2 separate regions of the Homo sapiens genome follow, and region 1 is linked to region 2. A link is a loop called in an ENCODE intact Hi-C map of the cell type or tissue named here. Cell type or tissue: endothelial cell of umbilical vein. All regions are shown on one strand. Each heading gives the region's core, and the rest is flanking DNA. Links, peaks and the distances in the headings are about the cores only. Region 1 has its middle 58 kb from the start of NKILA. Region 2 has its middle 71 kb from the start of LINC01742.

Region 1 (11,700 bases), core at 4,007-9,006, 310 kb after region 2:
ATTCAGGTACAGTTTGAGGAGCAGTGGGGAGCTTCCAGTAAAGAATTCTAGAAAATATATCAGTATCTTTGCAGTTCAGGTTGGCTCACAAGGAATATTTTTGGTTCTGGAAACTTAGGAAAAGATAAAACTTTGAGTTTGGTTCTATCTAGTTCAAGACTCTGACAACCTCACCGCCTCCTTCATAGAGTCAGAAAACTCACAGATCAGCCAGATGGTAACCTCACTCTCGGCAGGGGTTGCAAACTGCAGCCCAAGGGCCACGTGCAGCCCACAGCCCGTTTCTGTGCACTCCATGAGCTAAAACTAGTGTTTACATAGCTAAATGGTTGGGGGGAAAATCTAATGTCATGTGACATTTGAAAATTACATGAAGATTATTTGAAACTCAAACAGCGGAGTCAATAAATGAAGTTTTATGGGAACACGGCCATCCTTCGTTATTTGCATGTTGCCTGTGGCGGCTTCTGTCTGGCCCGCAAAGCCTAGAGTATTTTCCATCTGGGCTTTGACAGGAACATGTTTTCTGACCTCCTGCTCTTGACTTTCACCTTGCCAGCTTCTCTGTTGACATGACAGGGAGGGAAGAAAGCAAATAACATTAACTGAGCATCTACTATATCCCAAGATTTTTCATAAGCTCTGTCTCATTTAATCCTGGAACAGCCCCAGGAACCAGGCACTATTCTTGTTCTCATCTTACAGAACTGTTGTCCAGGCTGATGGTCAGTGGCACAAGCACAGCTCACTGCAGCCTAAAACTCCTGAGCTCAAGTGATCCTCCTGCCTCAGCCTCCTGAATAGCTGGGACTACAAGTGCACGCAACCATGCTCAGCTAAGCTAATTTTGCTTATTTTTGTAGAGATGGCGTCTTGCTATGTTGCCCAAGCTGATCTTGAACTCCTAGGCTCATGTGATCCTCCCAGCTTGGACTCCCAAAGCGCTGGGATTACAGGTGTGAGCCACCGCATCTGGCCCCTTTAAGTTTCTTGCACTGGAAGGAATTAATCTTGCAGACAAGACGCTGTCTGAACCCTGTAGCCTCCGGAAGAGCCACCCAACCCCCAAACTCCCAGCCAAGGAAAAGGTCCTCAGCCTGCTCTTGCCTGGGGTGGATGACTCATTTTTGAATCACAAAAACAAGCAGAGGGTAAGACGTCTGTCTGGGCTGAGCAGCTCTCATTTTGGGGTGGGGAGGGGCTGTGAGCAGGATGATGGCTCTTAGTGACATCAAGGAGCTATCAAGTGACATCAAGCAAGGATCCCAGCCTGGCCGCTTCGTCAGTACCACATCCTCCGGCACCCAGTGAGTGATCGCCCTGTGACAAAGGGCAGCTTCCCTTCTAGTAGCAGACACAGGCAAGATTCCACTCCAGTGCATTTCTCCACCCCGCAGCACCTGGGGCCTCCCCAAGCCTCCGATGCTCAGGGGCTCCCCTGGGCACTGCAGCAGCCTTCACCAGTCCTTCTCTGCCCCTCGCGCGCTCCCATCCGTTCTCCCCAGCATGCAGCTAACCTCCAAATGCTGCCTGGATACTGCTGCTCCCAGCGTAGCTCTACAGCCCACCGTTGTTCCTGGTTTGAGAACAAGTTCATTGCCCTGTTCTGCAAGACCCTGCTCATAGGGTTACCAAATAGAAAACAAGATGCCATTAAATTAGAATTTCAGATAAACAACGAGTTATTATTATCAGTAGTAGTAGTTTTTGTTTTGTTTTGTTTTTTTGAGGAAGGGTCTCACTCTTATGGCCCAGGCTGGAGTGCGGTGGTGCAATCTCGGCTCATTGCAGCCTCTGCCTCCCGGGCTCAAGCAATTCTTGTGCCTCAGCTTCCCGAGTAGCTGGGACTACAGGTGCACACCACCACGCATGGCTAATTTTTGTATTTTTAGTAGAGACAGGGTTTCACCATGTTGGCCAGGCTGGTCTCGAACTCCTGACCTCAGGTGATCCACCAGCTTTGGTCTCCCAAAGTGCTGGGATTACAGGTGTGAGCCACCACGCCCAGCCCAGTAGTAGTAGTATTTTTGAGACAGGGTCTCACTTTGTCACCAAGGCTTGGAGTGCAGCGGTGTGATCACGGGTTACTGCAGCCCGAACTCCTGGGCTCATGTGATCCTCACCTCAGCCTCCTGAGTAGCTAAGACTACAGGCATGTGCCACTCTGCCCAGCTAATTTTTAATTTTTTTTTTTAGAGATGGGGGCTCTTGCTATATTGCTAGGCTGGTCTTGAACTCCTGGGCTCAAGAGATTCTCCAACCTCATCCTCCCAAAGTGCTGGGATTCAAGGTGTGAGCCAGCATGCTGTGCTCAACAATGAATACTTTTCTAGTGTGAGTATGTATAAGTATGTCCCATACAGCACTTGAGACACACTTATACTAAAAAAGTATTTGACTTTTTCCTGAAATTCAAGTTTAACTGGGCATCCTGTATTTACATTTACTGAGTCTAGCAACCCTACCGCCCGCTCCCTAACTTCCTATCCTCCCCACATGCCCTCCTCCGAGCTCCAGCCCTCCAAGGCCTTCCTGCAGTTCTGGAACTTACCATGTCCCTTACCCCAACAGGGCCTGTGCACAGGCTCTTGCTGCTTCCTCTTGTCCTTTCCCTCCCACCCGGCCAGGCAAATTCTACTCAGCCATCAGACCTCAGCGTGACCCACTAGCCTCCACGACCCAATCAATGCCTATCTCGGACACTCACAGGACACCCCCGCCCATTCCACTGATCACAGTTGTGGTTTTACACCCAGGCACGTGCCCAGCGCTGTGAGCAGAAGTCCATGCTACAAGGGCGGGCTGTGTCTGCCTTGTTTGCTGCTGTGTCCAGCACCCAGGGCAGGGACCACCACACTGTAGACTCCCAGGAAGCAAATGTCCCATAAACAAATGAGCCAGCTCCCGGCCCAGGACTGCAGAGCCCAGTGGAAGCCCTGCCCAGCTCCAGAACCAGATTCCATAGGCTCCGAGACCTTGCGACACCCCCACGAAGCATTCCAGGTCCCTTTTTTTTTTTTTTTTGAGACAGAGTCTTGCTCTGTCACCCAGGCTGGAGTGCAGTGGCACGATTTCAGCTCACTGCAACCTCCGCCTCCCGGGTTCAAGCAATTCTCCTGCCTCAGCCTCCCGAATACCTGGGACTACAGACATCCACCACCACGCCCAGCTAATTTTTTTTTTTTTTTTGTATTTTTAGTAGAGATGGGGTTTCACCATGTTGGCCAGGCTTGTCTCAAACTTGTGCCTCAGCCTACCAAGGCGCTGGCATTACAAGTGTGAGCCACCATGCCCGGCCTCCAGATCCCTTCTTGTTTGCTGTGGGCAATAGCTTAGGAGCAGAGCCTATGTAGCAAAGCCGGTTTGGGGAAATAAAGTTTGCAAATCCTGAATAACAACCCATGGCTCTGTATCACTGTTTACAGTTTTATTTTTCGGACAGGAAAGAAACTTAGAGTTAACCATTTGGATGAACTGATAAGGCTTGGAAAATCTGTCCAGCAGTTAGTTTTGGGGGTGTCCTTCCATGAGCAGCAGAGAGATGCTTGGAAAATAACAAGGAGACCAAGCTTGGATCCAGCACCTTACAAATACGTGCATTTGCTCATCGATGCAGACACTATCCTCTGATGTAGAGACCTACGGATGGGGAAACTGAGGCTGACACAAGCTCAGCTGCCCAAGGTCATGCAGCGAGTAAGTAATGAAACCAGGCTGGAACCCAGTGCTAGAAAAGTTGTCGTCTTTTCCACTCTGTCTTTCTGAGAACCAATTCAGAAACAAAAGAACACTCCAAGTACCCCCGGATCCAAACACCTGAAAGCCTGGAGAGTGGAGAGAGCAGGGGAGGAGGCCACTGCTCAAAGCAAGGGCTTTTCTTTGTGGCTTTTGGCCTGAGGCTAAGGGTGGCTGACAAAGTGCAGGCACCAGGCCACAGGGACTCCAGGGGGATTCCGGCCACATAATCGGAAACCTCAGCTTAGGGAAGATAAAGATGTGAACTGAGACAGGAAATGTCGTCCTAGCAACAGGATTTGAAGTTCAAATTCCACCAAGCTAACTGCCTGCTAAAACACAAGAAACAGCACTCATCAGAGAAAAAGCCCAGAATGGTCACAATTTAGCATTCCTTCTGTCCAGGTGTATTCATCTGCTATTGCTGATGTAATGAATTTCCACAAACCTCACGGCTTAAAAACACACATTGATCATCTCACACTAATGTAGGTCTGAAGGGCTGTGTTTCTTCTGGAGGATCTAGGGGAATCCATTTCCTTTCCTTTCCTAGCATCTAGAGGCTGCCTGCATTTCTTGGTTTGTGGTTCCTTCCTCACAGTGCTTTTACCTCTCCTTCCATTGTCACATCTCCTTCTCTGCCTCTGACCCTACTGTTTCCTTATTATAGCGGACCCTGTGACTATAATGGGCCCACCAGGATCATTCAGGGTAATCTCCAAATCCCAATCACATACAGAAAGTCTGTGTTGCTATGGAAGATCACATATTCACAGGTGCTGTAGATTAGGATGTGGACATCTGCATTAGTCTGCTCTCACACAGCTATAAAAAACTGCCCTTGCCGGGCGTGGTGGCTCATGCCTGTAATCCCAGCACTTTGGGGAGCTGCAGTGGGCGGATTATCTGAGGTTGGGAGTTTGAGACCAGCCTGACCAAAATAGAGAAACCCCATCTCTACTAAAAATACAAAATTAGCTGGGCGTGGTGGCGGGTGCCTGTAATCCCAGATACTCAAGAGGCTGAGGCAGGAGGATCGCTTGAACCCAGGAGGCAGAGGTTGCAGTGAACCGAGATCACGCCACTGCAGTCCAGCCTGGGCAACAAGAGCAAAACTCCATCTCAAAAACAAACAAACAAACAAACAAACAAACAAAGACTGCCCAAGACTGGGTAATTTTTAAAGGAGAGATTTAATTGACTCACAGTTCCACATTGCTGGGGAAGCCTCAGGAAACTTAGAATCATTACAGAAGCCAAAGGAGAAGCAGGCACCTTCTTCACAGGGCAGCAGGATGGAGTGAGAGTGAGCAGGGGAAATGCCAGATGCTTATAAAACCATCAGATCTCATGAGAACTCACTCACTCTCATGAGAATAGCATGGGGGAAACTGCCCCCATGATTCAACCACCTCCCACTGGGTCCCTCCCTTGACACAAGGGGATTATGGGGATTACAATGCAAGGTGAGATTTGGGTGAGGACACAGCCAAACCATATCAACATCTTTGCAGGGGGGAATCTGCGGGAGATATTATTCTTTTCACCACACCAGAATATAATCCAAAAATTACTTGACATTAAAAAAAATGAAATGAAAAAAATTCTCAAGAGAAAGTAAAGTCGACTGAGACAAACCCCAATATAAACTAGATATGTTAAAACTGGAATACCAAGATTTTTATACCAACTATTAAAACTTCTAATAAAGTTTAAATATATGTATGTGTGTGTGTATATATATGTATATTTAATGAAAACATAGGAAATCTCTACAGAGAATTAGAAACAAAAAAAGGACCTGATAGAATTCTAGAACTGAAAAATGTAATATCTGAGATGAGAAATTCACTGGGTGGACCTTTAAGAGCCAAATGGAGAAGGAAGGCTGAAGAAAGACTAAATGAACTTGAAGCAGATTAATAGAAATTATTCCATGCAAAACACAAGGACAATAGTGATTTAAGAAAAAAATGAACAGAGCCTCAGGAATGCATTTAAATAGGCAAGTGTCTGACACACATGTAAATGGAGTCTTAGAGCAGAGGAGAGAAAGAATGGGACAGAATAATATTTGGAGAAATAATGGCCAAAATTTTTCCAAATTTGGTGAAAGAGAGAAATGTACCGATGCAAGAAGCTCAATTAACACCAAGCAAAATAAACACAAAGAATCCCAGACCAAGATACATCCTAGTCACACTGTTGAAGCCAAATTAAACAATGCAACTTGAAAGCCACAAGAGAAAAATAACACATTGCATATAGGAAAACAACCATTCCATTAATGGCTGACTTTGTATCAGAAATTATGGAGGCCAGAAGGTGTGGAAAAACATCTTTAAAGTGATGAAAGAAAAAAAAACAAAACTGTCAACCAAGAATTATACATCCAGGGAAAATATCCTTCAAGAATGAAGGCAAAACAAATATATCTTAGATAAAAGAAAGCTGTGGGCTTTGTTGCCAGCAGATCTGCACTACAAGAAATGCTAAAGGAAGTTCTTCAGCCTGAAGGGAAATGACACCAGATGGAAACTCAGATCCTCAGAAAATAGGATCTGGGTGCCTGCAAAAGACAATTATCTTCTTTTTTCTTTATTCCTCTTAATTTCTTTAAAAACCATAGAACCATTTAAAGAAAAAAACTATAACCTTGCCTTGTGGGGTTTATAATATGTGTGTGTGTGTGTGTGTATACACACACAAATATATATATGTGTGTGTATACACACACAAATATATATATGTGTGTGTACATGTTACATACAACAACTAAGATAAAGGATGCAGAAATATGAACTGACACAATTGCAAGGTTTCCACATTTTAAGTGAAGTTGTACAACATTAACTGTAAGTAAAACATTAAAAGTTAAGGACATCTATTCTAATCTCTATAGCAACCATTTTAAAAATGCAGACAAGTTTAGCTAAAAAATCAATAGGAAAATTTAAATGGAACTCTTTATTATTATTTTTTTTAGAAGAGTCTCACACTGTTTTCCAGGCTGGGGTGCAGTGGCATGATTACGACTCACTGCAGCCTCGACTTTCAGGGCTCAGGCAATCCTCCCACCTCAGCTTCCCAAGTAGCTGTGACTACAGGTGTGTGCCACCAAATCTGGCTAATTTTTTTAAAAAAATTTTAGTAGAAATATAGTTTTATCATGTTGTCCAGGCTGGTCTCAAACTCCTAGGCTCAAGCGATCTTCTCACCTCAGCCTCCCAAAGTTTCTGGAATTACAAGTGTAAGCCTGGCCTTAAAACGGAATTCTAAAAAATATTCAGATATTCTGTTTGTGTTTTGGAACAGAACAGAAAAATAATTAAATGGTGGACCCAAATCCAATCATATCAGTAATTACATTAAACATTAATGAAGTAAACACTGAAATTAAAAGATAGAGTCCATACAAAATTATAGGAAAAAAGAATGACCAAACTATATGCTGTCCTCAAGAGAAACAATAAACCATCGATAGACTGAAAGTAAATGGATAGGAAAAACAACATGCAAACAGTAAACATAAGAATGTGGCTATATTAACATTAGATAAACTTCAAGACAAAAAGTATTACCAGAGATAAAGATGGACACTTCTTTATGTTCATAAAGATGGACAGAAGAAATATACTTTTCTACATTTTTTTATATGGTTGCTATAGAGATTAGAATAGATGTCCTTAACTTTTAATGTTTTACTTACAGTTAATATTGTACAAATTCATGTAAAATGATAGAAGGGCCAATTAATCAGAAAGACATAACAATCATAAATGTATGTGTACCTAATAACAGTGCCTCAAATTACATGAAGCAAAAAGTACCAAAATCAAAGGGAGAAATAAATAATACTACAATCATAGATGGAGATTATTAATACTCCTCTCTGGGCATTGATAGAACAACAAGGCCAAAAAAAAATTATTGAACACATAAAAAGTGTGAGCATCACTAAAAATCGTCTTCACTTAATTGATATTTGTAGAACACTATACCCAACAATGGCAGAAGACATTCTTTTTAAATGTCTTTTTAAAGGCACATTTTTTTATTTTTATTTTTTTTTGAGACAGAGTCTCGCACTGTCTCCCAGGCTGGAGTGCAGTGGCGTGATCTCGGCTCACTGCAAACTCTGCCTCCCAAGTTCATGTCATTCTCCTGCCTCAGCCTCCCAAGTAGCTGGGACTATAGGCACCCGACACCACGCCTGGCTAATTTTTTGTATTTTTAGTAGAGGTGGGTTTTCACCGTGTTAGCCAGGATGGTCTGGATTTCCCAACCTCGTGATCCGCCCAGCTTGGCCTCCCAAAGTGCTGGGATTACAGGCCTGAGCCACCGTGCCCGGCCTTTAAAGGCACATTTTTAATGGTATATTTACAATTACAAATCATATGCTGAGCTATAAAACAAGTCTCAATACATTTTAAAAGACTGAAATCATAGATAGTATGTTCCCTGACAAAAAACAAAAGGAATTAAATTAGAAATCAATAACAAGATGATTTTAAAATCCCCCATAATTGTAAAATTAACAGCAGGCAATGAAGAAACTTCAGAGGAAATTAGTAATTATTTTCAACTGAATGAACATTAAATATAACATATCAAAATTTGTCCAATGTAGCTAAAGCAATGATTGAAGGGAAATTAATAACTTTAAATAATAATTATTATTATTTTCTTTTTTCCTAACTGCTAGAACCTGTGAAAACTTTAATTACATAAAAAAAGACGAAAAACCTAAATCATTTATATGAGCTAAGAAATTAGAAAAAGAAGAGCAGATTAAAGCCAAAGTAAGTATGAGGGGGGAAGTTATGAAGATAAGGGCAGAAATCAATGGAATAGAAAAATGAAAAATAATAGAGAAAATCAATAAATCAAAAGCTAGTGCTGTAGAAAGAGTAATAAAATTGATAAGCCTGATCTAGTAAAAAGGAAAGCAGGGACATCATTACATATCCCACAAACTTTAAATGGATTATAAGCAAGTACTGTGAACAATTTTATGCCCTTTTATTCAACAATATAGATGTAATGGACAAATTCCTTTTAAAATATAACTTGCCAAAACTGACACCAGAGGAAACAGAAAATCTGAATAGCCTACATCTTTTAAATAAATGGAATGCGTCCACGAAAGTTTCCCACAAAGAAAACGCCAGGCCAGGGTGTAGCCTACCATAGGAATGTTAGTGAGGGATCCTGGCTGGAGCTGGTTTTCTTGCCAGTTGACTCCAGGATCTGAAGGTTTCAGGAGAAGTATGGCAGACAAAAATGAAACTGTCCTAAGTGCAGTTTTCCACTCAACACAGAGCAGCACTCATAAGTATGGCCCTTGCAAATAAAGAGCCAATAACTGCTTTCATTTCTTGTGCCCTTACTGTGTGCCAGGCCCATTGCAGAGCTTTCCCTCCCCACAACAAACCTGGAACATAGGTACTGTTATTTTTACTCCCATTTTGTAGTGGAGAAAACTGGTCTCAAAGTGGTTAATTGATGTGGCCAAGGTCACACAATGAAGCCCAAATTGTTTGACACCACAGCCTTAATTCTTGGCCTCCCCATTATCTAGTAATGGACTGCCTGGGCATACTACTCAGTGAAAAGAGAATTGTTGACTCCCTGATATGGTTTGGCTGTGTCCCCACCCAAATCTCATCTTGAATTGTAGCTCCCATAATTCCCACATCTTGCAGGAGGGACCTGGTGGGAGATGACTGAATCATGAGGACGGTTTTCCCCATACTGTTCTTGTGGTAGTGAATACGTCTCATGAGATCTGATTTATAAGGGGTTTCCACTTTCGCTTGGCTCACATTTCTCTCTTTGCCAGCCACCATGTAAGATATCCCTTTGCTCTTCCTTCGTCTTCTGCCATGATTATGAGGTATCCCCAGCCACGTGGAACTGTGAGTGAATTAAACCTCTTTCTTTTATAAATTACCCAGTCTTAGGTATGTCTTTATCAGCAGCGTGAAAACAGACTAATACACTCCCCTCCCCAATATAAATCTGCTTCCTCCCAACTCTCTCTCATCTTGGAAATGGCACCAACATCCATTCAGTGGCATGGGTCAAAAACCACAGAACTCTCCTTAATCCTCATCTTTAACCCTCTCACATCACACATGGAGCTTTATGCTTCCAAATTATAGTCTAAACCTGATGTTTCTCACCTCCTCCATGCAACCACCATAGTCCAAGACACTATCATCTCTATCCTGTTCTGGACAAGCTGCACTCCCGGCAGCCCCAATCTTGCCCTTGTCTCCTGCCCATTCTAATAGCAGCCAGCTGACCTTTCTAAAGGATGAATCAGAAGTTCTTTCCCTGCTAAAAGTTGTCTAATGAATTCTCATCACACTTGAAATACAGTCCCCCTTTCTGACCCCGCCTGGTGCTCTTTTCCAGCCTCTCCTTCCACCTCAGCTTCTCCCATCCTCCTCTCACTTTCCATATCCTGCTGCAAGCTTGCTCCTGCCTCAGGATTTTTGCACAAACTGTTCCCTCTGCTTGGATCACCCTTCCCTGGACCTTCACACAGCCAGCTCCCTCTCATAATTGAAGCCTCAATTCCAATGTCACCTCCTCAACGGGTCTCCCCTTCTACCCTGGCTAAAGCAGTTTCTCTATCACTTTATCACATAAATCCTTTTAAATTTTTATTGGCCCTCTCAGTACCTCTGTAGTTTTATTTATTTGTGTAAATATCACAGTGAACAGGCACAGCTCGAGATGTACTCATAAAGTCGTTATTTTTGTCTCCCACCTTCTGTTTAAATTTATTCAGTGGGACTATTTTTTTAGCCTGGATGATAACTTAAAACAGGCCCCATGACTTTCTGGTCATCTTAAATGACCAGATACAAAGTCCTCCCACCTATAATCCAAACGCCAGACCCTGTGTCATGGTCAAAACCTTGACCTTCGTTTAACATGAAGGTTTGCCCCTTGCCAGCTCCAGGCTTGCTGCAGATGGGGAGTCTGTCCATTCGGAAGGAGGTTCCCTCCTGGCTCTGCCCTGTCTGTTGGCTTATCTGCTCTCCCCACAACTCTCTCACCTGGCTTTGACCCTCCGGAGTCTGGATGCAGTCGGAGAGGTAAGAGGCCCAAGAAGTCCTTACTTGCCTGGTGACACAGCCTCATGGACTCTCCCTGGTGGGCACTTTGGAGACACCCACCTCCAATTGCTAAGCCTCTTCTCTGAGGTTCCCTCGTAGAGAGTAAAGTTATCTTCATTCTAGCCAGAGATTTCTTCCCTAGGAAGCCTGCAGCAATGCATGGAAAGCCCAGTGCTTCAGCTGCTTTCTTCTGTGGTCTGTTCACTGACGCCATCCTCAGGTGGCCTTTCAGTCAGGACATTGAATAGTCCTGCACTGGCTCTTGCATGCAGGTCATTGTCCAGGTCATGGCACACACGTGTTCTCTGCTCCCACACACCCTGAGCAGCAGGCTGAAATGCCCTCTGCAGTAACCGCTTCACTCTCTGCAGCAAAGCTGCTGCCCAGGTGTTTCCCCTTTGCAAATCTCCAGAGGGAGGAAGGAGTCAGGCATTGCCCTCTGTGACCTCCAAATAGCAGGGTCCATATATTGGATGCTTTGAGTGGTCCCCTTACACATCCTCTTTCTTGACCTAAAATGCAGGGAATACAGCCCACACCCTGCTCATGGGAAGACACCCCCAAAGCCTCAGCAGCTCCTGCTAAGACCCTTTCTTAACGAGCTTCTTCCTAGTCTCACATCCCAGATTCTTTCACGCCCTTGATGAAGGCGAGGACTTCAAGGGTCCCCACTTGGATTCTCGGCAACCTCCTTTGGGGATGTGCTTCATGGTCTCTCTGCTGACTCACTCTGCCATCTAGAATCCATCCTCTCAGCCTCTTGGCCAAAACTTCCAATTTAACACTACTACATTTGCCAGCCTCTCTCAACAACATATATAAGCTCCAGCTGGGT
Region 2 (11,700 bases), core at 3,951-8,950:
GACTAGTGTTCATTTTATTATCTTTAATCCAACAGATAAAAAGCTATTTGTTTTCTTCCTGCAGAAACAAACTATAATTGCCACTCACCATGAAATTTGTGGTATCTCTGGTTTTCTTTATAGTTCTGCATCTCCATTTGATTCTGTATCAGTACCATTCCTGTATTTTAAATCTCAAATTTTGTCCATATTTATTTTTTGAAACTAGAAAAACAGTTTATATCAAAGTCAAAATAATAAGAATTTCAATTTAATTACACAGATATCGCTGTAACTTGTAAGTCTGCATAATATATTTAAATAAACATATTACAATGTTACATTTGTCCACAGAAAAATAATCATCCCACTGGAACCAATCCATTGACACCAACTAGGTGGGTGATGTGTTTATGTGAGATGCTAGAAATGGTACACTTGCCCAACACTTGCACAAGAACTCACAGTAATGCCCAATTTGATGCAAAGGTTACAGTGAACTGCAATGTGGTAGCGAGAAGAATGGCCTCCAACCATGACCTAATCCTGGGAACTTGTGAATATGTGACTTTATACCGCAGAAGGGAGAATTTGGGTTGCAAATTCAATTAAGGTTGCTAAGTGACCGATCTTGAAGTGAGGAGATTACCCTGCATTGATCCAGGTGGCCCAGTATAATCATAATGGTCCTTAAAAGTGGAGAATCTTTTGTGGCTGTGGTCAGATGGAGCTGTGGCTATGGTAGATATTCCGAGAGATTCAACATTTCTGGCTTTGCAGGAGGAGAAAGGGGCCATGAGCCAAGGAAAGCGGATGGTCTCTAGAAGCTGGAAAAGGCAAAGGGATTCTGTTCTGGAGCTTCCAGAGAGGAGTGCAGCCCTGCTGACACCTTCATTTTAGCCTGCAGGCCGCATTTTGAGCTTCTCACCTCCAGACCTGTAACATAAAAAGTGTGGGTTGCTTTATTTTGTTTTATTTTATTTTTGAGATAGGGTCTCACTCTGTCCCCCAGTTTGGAATGCACAGCTCACTGCAGCCTTGACCTCTCAGGCTCAAGCCATCCTCCCCACCTTAGCCTCCCAAGTAGCTGAGACTATAGGCACGTGTCACCATGCCTTACTAATTTTCTTAATTTTAATAGAGATGGGGTTTCACCATGTTGCTCAGTTGGGTCTTGAACTCCTGGACTCAAGTGATCCGCCCACCACAGCCTCCCGAAGTGCTGGGATTACAGGCCTGAGCCACTGTACCGAGCCTGTTGTTTTAAGTGACAAGGTTTCTGGTAATTCATCACAGTAGCAATTGGAAATGAATACAGTAAGTAGTTCTACAAAACAATAAAGTTGTCTTCATGGACAAATATGTTACTGTTCAGTTTTAAAGTTTAAGTTTATTAAACTTAAAAAATTCAATTCCTTGGCTACACTGGGTGCTGAAGAACCACATAATCCTAATGGCTACTGAATTGAACGGCTCAAGCCTAGCTGCTTTTCTGCAGCTAGTGGGAGGGCGGGTTGTGGGGGGACTCTGTCTGGGGGCATCTGACCCGTGTTTTAACTGCACGAGCTTTGAGAATGTGATTTGACTTTCAAGTTCTGCTTTAGAATTGCTTTTGGAGCCCCTTTATTTGGAAATGGTGCTCCACCAGTTGGCGAAGGGAGAAGGGAGTCTTAGAAGAAACTTTTGTCTTTGTTTTCTGGGACTCAGACCCAAGATAAAGCTTGTGGTTGCTGAGTAAGCATCTGATCTCCAGGATTTCCTGTGAACTTTTCCAGAGCCTGAATCTGCTCCAAGCAGGATGTTTGAAGGGGCTGGTGAACAACAGGAGTTTCTATTGGCTTTGATTTCCATCTCCTTGGGGTGTAACTGGCTGGAGATCCCCCCCGACCTCCGCCATGACCTGCAGCTCCCATCCAGTCCACCCTTAAGCCTGGGGTGGAGTTGGGGAGGGAGTTTGAATCAAGGCAGCTGCAGGAATTGTAGGAACCAAGGATTGCCAAAAATGAACCAAGGGAGGCTCTGGGGCACAGGGGCAGGGGGTGGCATGGAAGAGGCATGAGTCAGTGTTAGCTGTGGGGTCTGCTCCCTGGGCTTCTGTGATCCAGGAAAACACCTGAGATCCTCTTAGAGTTTGCTCTTGGTGGTGGTGGTGATGGTTGGGTGGGGGGGGGGGTAGTGCAGGGAGGAGTGGGGGGTGGGCGAGGACTCTGGGTGTTTTGGAGGAAACCCAACTCCTGTGCTCCTTTTAAAGTCCTTCCCAGCCATTCCTAGCAGAAAGCACGGCCTCTCTGGACTCTTTCCTCTTCTTTTTCCTCCCCTCTCCTCTCCTCCCAGACCCTCCTGCTTGTTCTCATCACTTCCCTCCCTCCCCTCTCTCTGCCCTTTCCCAACTCTACTCCCTCTCCTTTCTTCTCTTCTTCCCCCTGGTCTGCCCCACCGTGAGATGGCACAGAGATAAACCAGGAACGGGGATGCCACTCACTCTACTTGTTACTTAAAATTTTAAGCGACCAGGTGTGGTGGCTCATGCCTATAATCCCAGCAATTTGGGAGGCTGAGGCAAGTGGATCACCAGAGGTCAGGAGTTCGAGACCAGCCTGGCCAACATGGTAAAACCCAGTCTCTACTAAAAATACAAAAACTAGCCAGGTGTGGTGGCGGGCACCTGTAATCCCAGATACTTGGGAGGCTGAGGCAGGAGAATCGCTTGAACCCGGGAGGCAGAGATTGCAGAGAGCTGAGATCATGCCACTGCACTCCAGCCTGGGCTACAGAGCGAGACTCCTCAAAAAAAATTTTTTTTAAGCAACATATATTTGTCGAAAACCTCTGGGAAAAAAAGCATAAAAGGAAAATAAAAGCCACCTGTAACTGCCTAATTAGAGGAAAATGCTATGAATGTGGTGGTATATTTCTTTCAAGTCTTTGGTGTGTGTGTGTGTGTGGTTGGGAAGTGTGTTTACAAAAATAGAGGTCTTCCGTAGTTTTAGAGTCCACCTTTTTCATGTGACATTGTATCATAGGTATTCTCTAGCATTAGTCAGAGTTTTCTAAAAACCTGATTGTTAATGGCTGTGTAGTTTTCTTCTCTATAGTACTATCATTTTCTCATTTACATGGCTTCTTTTTGCCCCCAACAAAGATTTCTAGTTGCTTTCCAAGTTCCATCTCCATCCTTCTGCTTTAGTAGTAGAACATTGATCTTATTGGGATGGCAATGTGCCTATCTAAAAGATGTCATTTCCCAGCCTCTTTTGCAGCTGGGGTGGCCAATGAAGCGAAGGTAGCAGTTGTTTTCTCTTCAGGGAAAGCATTTGAGAGGGTCTCTTTATCCCCTTTTCTTGCATGGAATGCGGATGATGTGGCTGGAGCAACAGCAGCCATCTTGGACCATGAGAAGACCTTGAGGAGGGAATCTGTGTGCTGAGGACAGGGCGACAGCAGGACAGAAGGCACTTGGGTTCCAGAGAACACCATGCGTCTCCACACCAGCTCCGAACCCTCCAGATTGACGTATAAGAGAAAGAAACTCCCACATTGCTTGCCTTCCATCTCTTACTAGTGGCTGAATGTAGTTCCTACAACAGCTTGATTTACTCAATCAGACAACAAATGTCCACTGAAGGACTACTATGTCTCAGTTCCACTGACATGGGGACATATCAGTGAACAAAACATAGAAAAACTCCTGTCCTCAGGGAGCTGATTTTGTAGTGGAGAGAGACAGATCATACAAAAAACAAATGAGTAAGATATTTAGTATGTTCGAGCATAAAAACCAAGGAGAAAAAAAAAGTAGGGCAAGGGAATGTGTTATGTCATGGTGGGGCTGGGGTGATGTTGAAATGTGGGGTAAGGTGGCCAGAGGAAACCCCACTCTTCTCTATGAATTCAAAATGGCATCTTTGATATCACTCTAGCACTATTCACGGTTTTAATGTTTAGAAATGCATCGCAAATTGGGTTTGTAGAAGAATCAGTGACTATGGTGTTTCTCATGAAGGTGATCTCTGACATCACATCTTGTCAGTTGAATGTCTTTCCATTGCTGGTGAAAGAAATTCAGCTCAAATAGGCTGAAAGAAACAAGGGAACATGTTGACTCACAAAATTTAAGTATCCAGCACCCCTGGATTCAGGCATAACTAAGTCCAGGTGCTCAGAAATGTCGCCAGGAATTCCCTTGTTCTGCTTCCTCAAGCTGGTTCTCAGCCAGCTCACCCCACCCAGCTGTGGGAGGGAGGCTGGCCCCCACACTGTACAGACTGAAATTCCACCAGCAAGAGGCAGGACTCTTCCCCAGCTGTAGGGGAGGAAAGGGAGTCACTGCTCCCCCTCACCGCACTCTGCAAGGTTTACGTCCAACTGGATCATTCCCAAGGGAATGACTTTCCCTCGGACCCCTTGGAAGTTCCAAGGGAAGGAGGGACCTTCTTCCTTTCTCTGCTGTTTTCCCCTTCACCTGCTGTTTGGAGTCATGCAGGTTTGTAATTACAGCAAATGTTTAGGGCTCACTGTCATTGGACTGCTTTGGGTCAGGTGCCTATTTTTGAAACAATCACTGAGTCCACTGGAGTCAGAACAAGCTGATGGTGGAGGCTGCTGCTGGCAGATGCCTTCTGAAGGTGGAAGAATGGCTCAACCAACCACAAAGGCCTGGAGCTGGGGAGGATCCTTATCTGGGGGAAACCCCAGGAGCTCTTACCAGGAGAAGGGACGAAGGACACTGAGCAGGCAGGAACAGTAAACAACCACACATCCAGCATCCTCCTCCTTTGACCTTGCTGCTCAGCCCTGCAGCACACCAGCCCTTGGGAAAAGTCAAATCCATTTCTTAAGCTTTGCTTTTTGCCCTGTGATTGTTTTCTCCCATTTTACAAATGAACAACCAAATGCATAAAGACCATAAATTATAAACGAGCAGTTCAAATGAGGCGAGTGATGACAATGAGTGAAATCTAATTAAGCAGTTTGAGATCTGAGTGATATTGTTATTAAAGTGCCGCATTAACGGAGCATCGGACCAGCTTTCTCAGCTGCGCTGTGAGTCCGTCGGAAGCGAGCGCCACGCTGATTGACATCGAGATGGATTCCTTTCTGCAGGAGGAGATAAAGTGCAGTTCCATTGAAGGGATGGAATTAATGAGGAGGGTTTGCCCTTGGAAACCAAGGTTCTGGCCCTGGCTGGTCTGTGCTCCTTCCATAGCTGTCAGGAACGATCAGGGCTGGAGCATTTGGGAATACCCCCCTCTTTTTTTTTTTTTTTTTTTTTTTTTGTGAGATGGAGTCTCGCTCCGTTGCCCAGGCTGGAGTGCAGTGGCGCGATCTCGGCTCACTGCAAGCTCCGCCTCCCGGAGAGAGCATGATCATCTGCTTTTTATGATCTCCTGGGACTTCCTGAGCTGAGCCCTAACATTCACTTTTTCCTAAATTCAAGCCCCTCCTACCAAGGGCATCCCAGGCGCCAGACGCTTGTGCTAATAGCTGCTGGCAATTCACAGAGGGAACGATGGGCACATTTTCTGTTCTTCTGGAGCTCACAGTTTGGGTCTATTCTGGTGGTAACTGTCTTTTGGGGTAAAATAGGAAGTGTTTGAGCCATTTATTTGTCGAGCATTACGCCTCTGGAGGATAATTCTTGTTTAAGGGGGCCCTGGGCACCCCCGGGCTGGGGTTCTCCAGCAGTGGGGAGTGGACAGTGTCTTGAATGGAAGCTCCTATCTGGAAGGGAAGGTCCCTTTGGGGGCCACTCCTTGTTTGTCCACTTTCACTTCTTTAGGTTTGGGCAAAGTCGGTTTTTACACTTCAGCTGGGGATGAATGAGTTCCCTCTAAAGCGACGGGGAGGAAGTAAGAATGCCACCAACGGAAGTCCTTGCCGAGTACTGGATGCTCAGGGCTCAAAGAAGCCTCAGGCTCGAGGTTCACAGTGCTACGATCAGGCAAGGGTGTTGCCACCTCCTCCCAACAATGGGGAGACCAAGGCATGGAGGGACTGAGCTGAGTTCTCAAGGCCACACAGGCAGGAAGTGCTGGCTATGTCAGCCCCAGTTCTGAGTCCAGAGCCTGGAGCGTGGTCAGCCTTGGTCTGGCTCTCCACCAGGCTACTCCAAAAAGGATGAGAGAACTGAGTCACACAGGCGGGGCTTACCCCCAAGGTCAGAGTTTGGCATAGTTTCCCAAGCTGTTTCTCTGCAGGGGTGCCGTGACTGCTCCCCACCACTCCCCCTGCCATCAAGTTCTGTGAGACCCAATTGGACCTAAACCTTGCAGAGTACGGGAAGGGGAAGCAGTGACCCCCTTTCCTCCCCTGCAGGAGAAAATGCATGGGATTGGGAATTTCTGGCAAGACTGGGAAATGTCTCCGGATTTCTCCCCGCTGTACTCCGCTTGGTCACTGCAGCTCCACTGAGCTGTCCCTTCCCTCCTCCCTCTCTTTCTGCTTGGTGGGTCTCCTTCCTTTCCAGGGAGGCAAAGACATTTCCTCCCTTTCATTTGTCCTTTGTCTCCATGTCTGAGTCATGAGGAAGGGGCTGAAGAGCTTTGTCTGGTAATTTACACAATTAGGGATTTCTTGGCCAGTTCACCCTGTCTTCCCTTTCCTGCCTGTTCTCTTAACTTCATTCCAGGTGGGAGATGATCCCTGGAAGCTGGTCGGCTCTCAAAACCTGTGATGTAATAGAAAGAAAGAAACAGAACTGTCAATCCTGCCACTTGTGGGCTCTGTGACCTTGGGCAAGTCACTTAACCTCTCTGAACTTCCATCTCCCAGTCTGTACGATGGAGATTCAAGCATGCATCTCAGAGGGTGCTCGTAGGTATGAAATGAGTCAATGGAGGATGACAGCTTATAGTATGTGCCCAACTAATGTTAGTTTTTCTCTCTTTTGGGGAGATAGATGATAGATTCTTCAGATTTGCTCACCTATGGATTAGTCTGGAAGTGCTTTTGGTGATACTGGTTGGAGTCATGCAGGTCCACCAGACGCACTGCTGCTCTCCCTCTCCCCCACCTGCCTGTCCTCTTCTTGCTGTTGAGAGTGTCCATGCTCATTTATCTTTTAGGCTGTTTGCACTGTGGCTCTGTCCTTTGCTAGAGAAGAAACAGGCTTCCCTATTTGAGTAAATCCAAGTTAAAGCCTGTGCACGTGGAGGTTGTCTCTCGACCTTTTAGGGTATATTTATTCACCACCGCCCTTGGAGCATGTGGTCCCTTCAGGAAGACCAGCTGGCCAGGGATGAAGGCACAGAGAGGCCTCTCCCGAGCTGTCCTGCCAAGCATGTCTTACGTCACTAGAGAGCTTGCCTGCAACGCAGGACCTCAGGCCCCACATGCCTCCTGCGACAAAGCCTGCACCTGGGCGGGGGCCTGGGGTGCTCCTGGGCACAGTAGATGTGGGCAGCACAGTGCGGACCCAGGCCCTCACCCCTGCCTGCAGCCAACCTCCCTGCTGGGTGCTGGGCTGCTCAGGCTGTCCTGGATGAGGCCTCTCATCGCGGGGGTGAGAAGTGAGAAGGAACACGGGGAGTTGCAGGGGGCAGTCAGAGATACGGATGGCCCTGCTGTGTACAGGGTCTCCCTGAATTTGACTCTTGACCCCACATGGTGGGCCCTCAGTGTACCTGCAGTGCGGCCTGATTCCAGCCCAAGAAGCATCATTGGAAGCTCACGTGTTGGTATTTCAAGAAGAGGACTTTGAGAGGAAGGGAAAGCAAAGAGGTGACATGGAGCCAGGGCCCTGAGAGCCCCCAGAGGGTCAGCTGGCTCTGGAGGGCCAAGCTAGCCGAGGGGTGGCTGGGGAGACTGAGGCAGCTCAGGGCACAGCCACAGAGCCTGGGCCTCCTGCTCAAAAACCACCACATGCTCCCATTCCTGGCCCTCACTTAGCTCTGGTGGAGAGGCTCTGGGGGTGGGGAGTGCCCTGGAGAAAATTCCAGAGAGCCTGTATGAATCTCCTGGGGGCTGCTGTGACAAATTACTGCAAACTGGCTGGTTTAGAACAGCAGGAATATATTATCTCAGAGTTCTGGAGGCCAGAGGTTCAAAATCAAGGTATACACAGAGCCGTGCCCCCTCCAGAAGAGCTAGGGAAGGGTCTTTCCTTGTCTCTTCCAGCATCTGGTGGTTCCAGGTGGCCCTTGGCTTGTGGCTGCAACACTGCTGTCTCTACGTGGCCTTCTGGCTTCTCTCCTTTTTTTTTTTTTTTTTTTTCAATAAGGACATCAGTCATTGGATTTAGGATCTACCCTAATCCTGTATGACCTCATTTTAACTAATGACATCTGAAAAGACCCGATTTCCAGACGACATCACATTCTGAGGTTCCAGTAGACACGAATTTTGGGGGACACCATTTGCTACACTACAGTGTCCAATGGGGCTTTTTAGAAATATTGGCCTGTCATGCCTCTCTTCTTCCCTCCCTACCTCCCTTTTCCCCCCTTCTGTGCTGTTTTCCCCTTCATCTGCTATTGAGTTTAAAGTTAACCAGGGTCTTCAGTAGGTTTGAACTCTCCCTCCTCCCACCCAAGACAGCTGAGTTTGAATTTTGGCTGCAAGATTATATTTAATGATCATGGACCAGGAAGGGAGACCTAGAGGGCAAGCCTCATTAAATATTTATATGAAGTAATAATCTGGTTTGCAAAACTGCCTGGGTGCTTGCAGAGCTGGGGCCACTCTTTATCCAAGGCTGTTGATACAAGGGACACGGTTAATTATCTCTTGCCAAACATAATAAACCTGTGCGAAGTCATTCTCTGAGCATTGCCTGGGTCAGGGTCTCAGAGTCTGCATGGCAGTCACCATTGTCTTGACTTGGGAAAGAATCTGACCCCCGCAGGTAAGGGGAAGAGCCAGGGTCTACGCTCATCTTCCGAAGGTGTTTTTCACCTCTCCAAGTCCCGGTCACTTCATCTCTTAGATGGGAGTTAATTTAGTCAACAAATATTGATTGCCATGTTCCTATGTGTTGGACACTGGGGTTTAGTGGTGAGCTAGATGGACATGGTCCCTGTTCTCACAATGCTCTCTTTTAAATAAGAGAGGTGAACAAGAAGTGAATAAATGAATCTACGCACAGTGCGATGGCTGTCAGGCAGAGAAAGGTGCTATAAAGAAAGGTAAGACCAGGTAAGGGGGTGGAGAGTTGTGAGTCTGGTGGTGGTGGTGGTGGTGGTGGTGTTTTGCCTGAGCAGTCAGGGAGGACTGCTTAGAGGAGGTGGCATTTGAGCAGGGTTGGAAGAAAGTGAGGGAGAGAGGAGCTGGGAGACTGTTTTGGAGAAGAGCCATCCAGGCAAAGGCACCTCAAGGGCAAGGGTCCTGAGAAGGGTTTTTGTTGGGGGAGCAAGAGGGAGGAAAAGGGAGCAATGAGATTCTTGGGGCTGGGCCAGGTCATGCAGGCTTGCAGGCTCAGAAGGGAAGGGTTCTTGGGCTGTGTGGCAACAGGCTCAGATTCCCATGTTAAAAGCATCATTCTGGCTGTGAACTGGAGAAGGGACAGTGGAGTGCAGGGGGAGAGGCTGGAGTAATGATGGCCCAAGCCAGGCTGGTGGCAGTGGAAGTGTGGAGAAAACAGCGCAGGAAATGCACAGGGCACCAGGCAGGGTGCTGATTCCTCAGGGGGTGCAGGAAGCTTTTGTTCCATGGTGGGCACGTTCCCAACGCTGTTTCCCTTGGAAGTTGTCCCTTTTCCACCCCCGAGCACCTCCAGGACATAGAAGACCTGATTAAATAGGCTTCAGCGCATGACATCTCCAGTTTCCCAATCTCTAGCTGCTCTCTGGAAACCCTATCTGAATGGAGAACATGCAGAAGGATGAAGCAGTTCATTCATGCATGCATTCATTCATTCATTCATTCATTCATTCATTCATTCATTCATTCATTCAGTGTTTGGTGAGCTCCGCTGTGCAGTGCTGGGCTCGCAGTGGTGCACAGAAGCACACAGCTCTGCTTGTGATGCTCACGGTCCAGCTCAGCCTGCACGCTTCCGTTTCCATCCCCTCTTGGAGTGGACAGGCCCCGGTGAAAGGGCTGGTCCCCCACTCCATCCTGGGCACAGCAGGACCTGCGTGTTGGGAAACATTCCACTCAGCCCTTCACAGTCAATTACATATTTATATCTTGTTTAAACTTATGTAATATTTATGCTCCTGCCTTTTTTTTCAAAAGGAGTTTGAGGCTTTACAATAAAAGGCAAAAGAAAGGACAAAACCCTTAAAACCAAGCAGACAGGTCAGGAGATCAGGAGACAGATGCATCACATTGATCCACGAATCTGATCGCCATTGGCCCCTCCCCAGCGGAGAGGATGGTGGCATGAGAGACAAAAAGACTGGGCCATGGGAGGGGGTGTGGGTTGTCTGTGACCCCATTCCCAAATCCGTTCTCCCTGCCAGGGGACTCTGGCTGTCAGAGAGAACGTCGATCTGTCCTTCTTTGGACTCCTTAATGGGAGAGTCAGGGATCTTTGCTTAAAAGCATGTCTGAGCCCACGGGAGGATTGGAAAGTGACTGAAGGAGCCAGGAAGAGTGGAGCGTGCCTCCAGAGGGCCATGCCTGGAGAAGGCATCCACAGCTTGAGAGCTTTGCTGAAGCCACCTGGCCATGTGGTGCCCAGCCCTTTCTGGAGGGCTCACTGGATACCTGCTATGAGTGAGGTCTCAGGGTGGCACTGAGGACACAGAGATATGCAGTCTGTGTCCGAGGGGGTGGAGGAGGCATACTGTGAAATGTGACAGTTTCGATGGGCAGCATACTTGAGATGCTGGCAGCTGCTCCTTCAGGGAGGGTCTTGAAGGCCATACTAAGTCCACAGGCCATGGTGCGGTGGGCGTGGAGGTTCTGCTTCGTCATCTACTCTCATTTCTTTTGGTGTGAGTCCCCTGATTTCCCTTCTCTGGACCTGCTCTCCCCTGGTTAGTGTTTCGGATGGACAGGGGTGGGAGGTTCAGCAGGCAGGGAGGCCAGGGCTGTGAACTTCCAGGAGACCAGATACCATCCCTGGTGGGGCAGGGGACGGAGAGCATCGAGTTGGGGTAGAACATTTGTGCTGCAGGGAATGCAGTCGCTCTCCTTGGAAGTCATTTAACTTTTACATTTTCATGATTGCAGATCCTTCAATCAGGGGCTGCTGCTGAGCTTATGATGATTTTTCTTCTAAAGGTCAGCAACTCATTGGGGCTGATGGCGTCCCTGCCCTGGGCAGACAGGCAGGACTTGCTCATGAGTCTCTGTATCACTCAGCTCCAGGAGACTCAGAATCTCACCAGGACACGTCCATCACTCTCTCATAGCTGGTACTTGGAAATGAAAGAGACTCGCAGTGCAGTCCCAATCAATGTCCGTCGGCCGTCTCTGTCGATAACTGCCGGGCTGTCCAATCTTTCCCCTGATAGAAAGGCGCCTGGGGGTCAGCCTGAAGAAGCTCTGGAGGGAAGAGGCGGCTGTTTGATTCAGAGCCTCCTCGCTGGGCTGGAATTAACCTGGCTCTTTCTCTAATGAAACTGACTCCAAGGGTCCCTGTGTGCTAGAGATTCAATGGCCCTTAGGAGAAGCAATGATGAGAGGTAATATTAAAGCAGTGTACACATGCAGCCTCGAATTCCTAACCACGCTGATGATGTTTTCAAGGTGCTTTGAGCCCTGTAGGAAGCAGCACCTGTCTGGCATGATGCTGAATGCACAGTAGAAACAGTGAATGCAGGGAGAGTAGACCCT

What was found. A loop is a pair of places that touch in the nucleus more often than their neighbours do. Peaks named below come from ENCODE experiments on the same cell type or tissue, not always from the same donor. Only the 100,000 strongest peaks of a DNase experiment are listed, where the experiment ranks them.
Region 1: a loop joins it to region 2, with 2.8 times the contacts of the local background. A loop is called at or near these places in 1 of 110 quality-filtered maps.

Annotation. Positions count from the first base shown.
Region 1 is chr20:57,762,174-57,773,873 of GRCh38, reverse strand. No RefSeq gene overlaps it. Among named protein-coding and RNA genes, the nearest start is that of NKILA, 58 kb to the right of the region's middle. RefSeq lists enhancers at 838-1,479, 1,480-2,123. In endothelial cell of umbilical vein, for the core only: no CTCF peak of the experiment used is centred there; a DNase peak (open chromatin) is centred at 6,103; H3K27ac peaks cover 1,167 bases.
Region 2 is chr20:58,069,122-58,080,821 of GRCh38, reverse strand. No RefSeq gene overlaps it. Among named protein-coding and RNA genes, the nearest start is that of LINC01742, 71 kb to the right of the region's middle. In endothelial cell of umbilical vein, for the core only: no CTCF peak of the experiment used is centred there; DNase peaks (open chromatin) are centred at 6,071 and 6,451; H3K27ac peaks cover 1,596 bases.